2 separate regions of the Homo sapiens genome follow, and region 1 is linked to region 2. A link is a contact called in ENCODE POLR2A ChIA-PET data. All regions are on one chromosome and are shown on one strand. Each heading gives the region's core, a stretch centred on a gene start or an enhancer-like site at or near the end of the contact. The rest is flanking DNA. Distances are from core to core; before and after follow the strand shown. Region 1 overlaps FOXP1 (forkhead box P1). Region 2 overlaps FOXP1 (forkhead box P1).

Region 1 (3,747 bases), core at 135-2,634, 410 kb before region 2:
CCATCTCAAAAAATTTTTTTAAATAATAAAGTATATGTATTTTGGAGTCTAAAAACATGTGCCTTTACTCAGTAGAGAAGTTAGAGATGAGGGAAAACCCCAGCGACTGAACTGTTGCCATGAAAGAAACACTAGGTAGGGGAGAAGGTTATTTAATTTATCATTCTTTCGGTTGTGTTAGTTCTAAGTGGTGTATGCTCAGTATGTTGCTAAGAGTTGAGTTGCATCATATATAGAGTCAGTGCATAAGTCTCATTAAGTTAATATTAACCTTGAAAACCCAATATATAACCAACTGGTGGGCCCTTAGCAGCTCAGAAGTCAACAATTAACTTCTTTGGGTTAATACACCTTTGAGGCAGTGTTGTGCAGTGGTTAACGTTCCTGAGTTTGAATCCCAGCTCTGCCTCTTATTAACCTTGGATATGTTATTTAAACACACCGCCTTAGTTCCTAAATCTGTAAAATGGCAATATTTACCTCATCATGGTCCTGCTTTGACTAAATGAGTCAATACAGTATAAACAAAATGCTGACTACTTTTTACATAGCACATGCTGATGAAATATTAGTGATTCTTATTAGTATTAGCTTTGTCTTTTTATTTTGACTTCATCTCATTTCTTTTGGGGGGGTAAAGGCCAAGTCTGGTTTCAGGGGGCTGGGGAATAGAGAGGAAGGAATAAATAAAAAAGAAATGGGGTTGTGTGCGGTGACTCACACCTGTAATCTCAGCACCTTGGAAGGCCAAGGCAGGAGGAGTGTCTGAGCTCAGGAGTTTGAGACCAGCCTGGGCAACATGGTGAAACCCCATCTCTACCAAAAATACAACAATTAGCTGGGTGTGGTGGCTCACACCTATAGTACTTGGGAGGCTGAGGCAGGAGGATTGCTTGAGTCCTGACGGTTGAGGTTGCATCAAGCCGTGAGAGTGCCACTGCACTCCAGCCTGGGTGACGGTACAAGACCCTGTCTTAAAATAAAAACAAAAACAAAAACAGTTGAGGAAGGGGGACAGGAAATACGTTGAATTATGCTAGACTGTTATGAGGCTGTTTGGGAGAAAAATAACCAACATATAAACTTACGCTATTTGTGTGTGTGTGTATTTGTGTATGTGTGTGTTTAGTTTTAAACTAGAGCTGGATCTTGCATTCAACCTCCATTCATAGGGCCAACTTTTTAAAACACCCACATTAATGGTGATGATCAGTGGTTTACAATAATCTGCCAGTCACCCACATTTTCAAAGGTATATTTAAACTTGGGGGTGTTGTCCATGCTGGAATTCCTGTCTATCTTTGAGACAAAGAATGAGGCCCCATTGAGAGGCCCCAGCCAAAGAGGAACTGCAGATTGCCTCATCCTCTCTCTCTGTTCACTTCTTTTCCAAAGCCCTTTGTCCTCTTATGAAATTGACTGTTTGTACTGACCTGGGGCTGGCTAAGTCAGTTTGGTTTAAGAGGACTTCTCTGAGTTGGGAAAGAAACCTTAGACCTTTTCTTCCAACTAATAAAGATGTACACAACAAGAGCTCAGACCATTGTGGCCAAAAGGCCTCATAAATATGGGAGGTGATGATGACCACCAAAGGATTGAATAGTCACAGCTGTCCTCTCTTCTCTCTGGACCTTGCTGGAATGGGTTGCTTATAGGGTTGCTACTGATAAGTAGCCAACCAGGTGTTTGGTTGAAGAGGCCATTAGGTAATTGTGCCAGGACTAATTCTCTACAAGAACTTTGTGTGTTCACATTCTTCTCTGCCTTGGGCCCCAAGAACAGCAAGTTGCCTTCTAATGTCATAGAAGGAAGAAAATACATGCATTGCCCCTTAAGTGTGGCTCTGAGTGGCCCTTGCTGGGTGACATTGGTTCCCTAGTGGTATTCAGAGCCCTTTAAAAAGAGGTCAAACGGGGCCCAAAGGAGCACAGCAATCCGTGGAGACCATCTGGGCCTCGCCCTAGAGGCCCCACCTCTACCTTCTTTTTGGATAAGGCCTGATATGGTTGTTTACCTGCCAAGCCCTCCTTTCCTCAAAGAAGAGCGTTCTTGCTGGGTTTCCACAAACCTGCTGTCTAGTCCTGCACTGTTTGTTCCTTGATCTGGTGGTTGGGGCTGCACTGGTTGCATTTTGGTAGGCAGGCAGACCCCTCACAGTGTTAAAATGAAGGGGAGGAAAGGGTAACCTTTCCTAAACTACCTAAGAAGAATGCTAATCCCAACTGTTTCAGAAACCTGTAATTTTTAGTTTATGTAAAACTCAGATAGATTGAATTCCCCCTTGAACCTTTTTGTATTTCATAAGAGTTTTATTTCCTAAAACTGACAGCAGTGACAGTTGTGTTAGAATTCAGCCCTGAGTATTTATTTCTAGATTTCACAATTTGTTTTGTCTTCGTAGCAAGCAATTGCCTTCCTTCCTTTCTCTCTTCCTCTCTGTGTCTCTGTCTCTCTCCCCTTCCTTTCTTTGCAATTTCCTTCTTTTCTCAAGCTCATGATGAAAATTGACCCTTCAGTTTTATTTTCAGATGAAAGCTCAAGCAACAAGCCAGCGCTTGCCTCCATTAGTGGCTCTGGGTAGTCCTTGCAGGAGAAATCACCATCAGCAAATCATCGTCCGTTTAGAGTGGGCTGCAGAGGCTAGGCAGCTCCCTGACTTCACTGTCCAGGAGCCTCTTAGAAATGAGCAAGGAGTGGCACTGGTGCTAGTGCCATTCAGCAAGGCTTTGGAGGTGTGCTTCGCTGCATTGGGGTACCTGATGAACAGCATCTCGGTGGTTGGGTATCTTGCACCCAGGCTAGAAGGTTAACTTCCATTAAGCTTTATTCAACCCTGCATCATAGAAGTGGTGGGTAGGTGTTTGTGCATCTCTGTGTGTATATGAATGACATGGCCAGAGGCTCCACTGTTCCATCATCGAAAAGTTTCTTAAAGGGACCTTATGAAGAACCACATGGAATTTGTAACTTGATCACGAAATTTGGACCATTAAGGACCTGAAAATAGCTCTTCGGTTTTGTGGGTCACACCTTTCTCTAAGCTCAGTTAATGAGCAAATCTTTATTCTTTACAAGATTAGCCAGGTGTATTTCGTGAATGTTAACTTTAGCCTTGGCTGCTTGGCCCTGCTGCTAATGAGGCCAAAGTGGGAATTCCTGCCTCTTGTGGACCAGTTACCTTCACTCTCTTACCTGGCCACCGACCACTAACCCTCGCCAGCTGGCTTGTGAATGTCTGCAGTTGGATGTTGGAGTGTGGGGAGGTGGGTGGGGGAAGGTGTTGTATGGATTAATGCAAATCCATGACCCCTCCTGGGGAAAAGCCACACACACATACTCCATGGAACAAGGGTCAAGTGCATTGTCTCCACTTTTGAAAGGCAATAGAGTTGATTAAGGTTAACTCGAAAATACTGATGTTGGCTAGAATTTTGGACTTTTGCCAGGATATATGCAACATTTAAAGTGATTTCTGGAAACCTGTGCCCATGGTTCACTGGTAGAGGAGCTTAAGATGAATAAAACAGTGAAAACCAGGGAGAGTGTGATTACTTTTAAATATGCAGCAACAAAAGGGACATGGCAATAGCTTAAAAATCTGTTTTCTAGGAATGTAATATTTTCCAAAATCTTAAGCTGGCTTACATCATATTTGGGTTGTAGGTTCTTCAGACTTTTACTTTTGGTTCCTACCTATTGCGAAAACGATATATATAGGTTAAATTTATATTATAGCTATTTATTATG
Region 2 (3,950 bases), core at 674-3,173:
CATTTCTTGCTCCTGTCAGGGTTCCCAGGGCACCACTCTCATTGCCTGGTTCTTTGGCTGCCTTGCATGCTGGGTTGTAGGTTTGGGAAGAGCTGATTCCACTGCTCATTCTCCAGCCCTGAGAAAGAGGCCACAGAGAGTTCAGTACATACACTAGTGAGGATGAGAGGTCTCTGCTCCGGAGGTGGACTCAGCCTTTGTCTGGTTTTACTTTTGCCTTCTTTTTCTGAGTGCTTTTATCTCTGACCCTCTTGCTGAAATTTCTTACCTTTCATGGCTCTTTTAGCAGGGGAATCGTCTTTGCTGGTTTTGCCCAAACTACTTCTTAAAAAGCAGTAAGCCAAAGTTTTAAGACTTGTATACTTTTTTTTTTCCTATTCATGTAAAAGTAAAATTATGTGGCAAAAATCATGAGTATAGAAGGGTTTTCTTTTTCATCAGAGGTTAGATGGGTTTTATAGTGCGACGTGAAAAGTCATTAGTAAAAGCCGTATTATAAACATATTTTTATATATTTACTTAGCCCCATCTTCCAAATTCCCTTGGAGGGACAACAGATTTTCTGGAAAATAAAAATCAGCTCCTATTCATAGCAGTGGTAAAAGTAATCGTCGTAACACTTACATGGTGCTTATGAAGTGCTGGACACTCTCTTAACATGTACTTTATGCATTTTATTTTATTTTTTGTAGAGATGGGGTCTTGCAATGTTGCCCAGGGTGGCCTCTAACTCCTGGGCTCAAGCGATCCTCCCATCTCAGCCTCCCAAAGCACTGGAATTACATATGTGAGCCACTGTGCCCAGCCTAATTTATGTATTTTAAATGACTTACTCCTCACAACAGCCTTAGGAGGTGGTGTCATTATTATTTCCATTTTACATATGAGGAAACTGTGGTGCAGTGTGGTTCGATCACTGCCTAAGGTCAGGAGTGAAGCTAGGATTCAAATGCAGGCCTCTGGCTTCATCTTCCAGAAGACTGTGCAACAAAGAGGGGAAGGAAGATGAGAGACAGGGTTTTCCTCACCAGGGACCTCATGCTGACCTCCTTTCACTTTTTCCCAGGGAGGTATCCCCACATCCCTTGCATGGTCTGCCAAGAAGATCCACAATAGCTTAAAATGCTTCTTCTCTTTTCTAGCCAAGGACAATTCCGTATTTGTGTCCTGATCATTATTAGAATAAGTAATCAAAATAATTAGAAAAGGAAGCTAAAAATGAAAATGGTCCAGGAAAGAATATAAAATAACTTGGATTGTGCTTTTCAACTTTCAAACTGTTTTCACTTAGTGTTTTCCCAAGACGTCCCTCACCACCACCCATTGTTATTGCCAACTTTTTGCAGATGAGGAAAGTGAGGCCCAGAGAGGAGAAGCGATTGCTCCCCTGGGTCACCATGTCGTTCCTTGTGGGACCAGTATGCAAGCCCTGCCCTGCCCTGCCCTGCCCTGCCCTTTCTTTCCTGCCCCCTTATCTCTCTTCCCACCTCCCTCCCATCTGAGTTCTTACTCATTAAGAGAAACTCTTTTATAAACTTTAGATGCAAGCAGTGTGATTTCATCTCTTTTTCTGCGTGTGTTAGTTTTTTGTTGTTGCATAACAAATTGCCACAAATTAGCTCATAGTTCTGTAGGTCAGAAGCCCAGGTGCACTGTTAATGGAGTCTCTCCTCAGAGAATAGGGAGGCAAGTGGAAGCTGCACTGATTCCTCGTCAAGAGGCTCCGGGAAAGAATCTGCTCCTAAGCTCATCCAGGATGTTGGTAGAATCCATTTCCTTCTGGCTGTAGGACTGAGGTCCCTGCTTCCTTGCTGGCTGTCAGCCTGCAGCTGCTCTCAGCATCTAGAGTCTACCCACATTTCTTGCCATATGGTCTCTTCCATCGTGAAGCCAGTAGGGGCACATCAGTCTTTCTTGTGCTTCAGAATCTGACTTCCTCTATCTCTGGGCTCTAAACTCCAATTGAAAGGGTTCATGTGATTCCATCAGGCCCACTCAGATAATCTCCCTTTCTTCAAGTCAGCTGATTTGGGACCTTAATTACATCCACAAAACCCCTTCACATAGCACCTGGATTAGTGCACGATTGACTCTCTGGGAAGGGGTGTGTTATACCAGGCATAGGAATGTAAGGGTCACCTGAGAATTCTGCCAACCACATGACATTACAACCTTAAAAATGGTACACATTGACAGGACCAAGGGCCACCTCCAAGGTATTTGTTTTCTGTGGTAATTATATCAATTCCTTAATGTTTTTACAGGTTTTTTTTTTTGTTTGTCAACATGACACATTTTGTATTTATTAAGTCATTTGATTGAAAGCATATTTGTAATCTGTGTACTTCTGTTTACCTTAAAAGGGTTGAAGAAGAATGAAGTAGACATAGGATTAGTTGAACAACACAATTCTGTTTCACTAACGATTCAATAAGTTAATTTCTTAAGCACTGTTTCATGCTTTCTTTTCAGCCTCTGTGCTCCATCTTCTTGAACCTTCTTTCTGCTCCTTGGCTATTTGATTTCTTCTTTACTTGTGGGTTTCCAATTAAATGTCACCTCTTCGTGGATGAATTCCTTGATGGACTTATCTAGAGTAGGTTAAAAATGAGAAGTTAAGTTTTTCTTTTTTTTAATGAAGGCTGAGGCTTCCTTCACAGTGGCTCTAATTATTTCTGGATTTGTTGATTGCTGATGTCTTACTCTATCTCCTGCTAGACTGTAGTATCAGAAAGGGAAGGGCCAGGTCTGTCTTGTTCTCCCTCCTAGGCCCAGTGCCTAGACTGTGCTTAGTACAAAGTAGTCACCAAAAATTATGTGTTTAATTGGTGTGTAAATAGAAGCTAATGTTCTGGTGCCTGTAGAACGGTTAACTTTAACATTTGTTTTGAAAGGTTGCCTGAGTAGTGAAACCGAGTTAATCATGAGGTCACTGCTTAAGCGTTTATTGTTTGAAAAGCACCTGATTGACAGTCACAAAGCTCTTAAAAGTGGGGGAGGGGACTCTACAAATGGTAGAGCCAAAGAAGAATGATTTTTGTGTCGTCCTTGAAAACATGCAGTGTCACTGGAAAGGAGGCGTGTGATGAGTTTTTCAAGTCATGGACAGTCTGATGTTTGGATCACAGTTTCTTTTTTTTTTTTTTTTTTTTGAGACAGAGTCTTGCTCTGTCACCAGGCTGGAATGCGGTGGTGCCATCTTGGCTCACTGCAACCTCCACCTTCCGGGTTCAACTGATTGTCCTGCCTCAGCCTCCCTAGTAGCTGGAACTACAGGCGCCTGCCACCACGCCTGGCTAATTTTTTGTAATTTTAGTAAAGATGGGGTTTCATCGAGTTAGCCAGGATGGTCTCTATCTCTTGACCTCGTGATCCACCCACCTTGGCCTCCCAGAGTGCTGGGATTACAGGCATGAACCACCACGCCCAGCCTGGATCACAGTTTCTTGGCAATTTTTTTTTTTTTTCTTGGAGACCAAGTCTTACTATGTTGCCTGTGCTGGCCTCAAACTTCTGAGCTCAAGAGATCCTCCCACCTTGGCCTCCTGAATAGCTAGGACTACGGTTGCCCCATGCCTGGCTTCTTGACACATTTTTTTAACATCCCAAGACAGATGCCTCTCCTTTCTCAAAGTCCTCTTTCGAAAAGTTCCTCTCTCTGATTTTCCCTTAAGCTTCACCTCCAGACAGTCACAGTATTTGGATACCTACTTAGAAGCTGTGTGACATTGGGCAAGATAGTCAACCACTCTGAGCTTTGTTTTCCTTCCCTGTAAAATAGGCATGATAATTCCCACCTTGAAAAGTCATTGGAAGGATAGCGAATACAAATGCCTGACATAAAGTGAGATTGATAAATGCTGTTTTCACAATTATTAGACTATATTATTTTAACTATGACTGCAAATCTGGTGTGGAATTGAAATGCTCATCTTAACAACAGAGCTTTT

Evidence for each region. ChIA-PET counts read pairs that join two places held with the same protein, here RNA polymerase II (POLR2A).
Region 1: POLR2A ChIA-PET joins it to region 2 with 15 read pairs in T-cell. The contact joins two enhancer-like sites. POLR2A ChIA-PET finds 5 or more read pairs at or near these places in 4 of 52 experiments (BJ, OCI-LY7, T-cell and 1 more).

What each region holds. Positions count from the first base shown.
Region 1 is chr3:71,545,653-71,549,399 of GRCh38, reverse strand. The region is part of intron 2 of FOXP1 (forkhead box P1); the gene reads left to right. Among named protein-coding and RNA genes, the nearest start is that of MIR1284, 5.4 kb to the right of the region's middle. Within about 2 kb of position 1,384, at least 2 of the 41 ENCODE cell types and tissues checked have a DNase peak (open chromatin) inside an H3K27ac peak, as active enhancers do.
Region 2 is chr3:71,140,469-71,144,418 of GRCh38, reverse strand. All of the region lies in intron 6 of FOXP1 (forkhead box P1), which reads left to right. Among named protein-coding and RNA genes, the nearest start is that of FOXP1-AS1, 150 kb to the left of the region's middle. Within about 2 kb of position 1,923, at least 7 of the 41 ENCODE cell types and tissues checked have a DNase peak (open chromatin) inside an H3K27ac peak, as active enhancers do.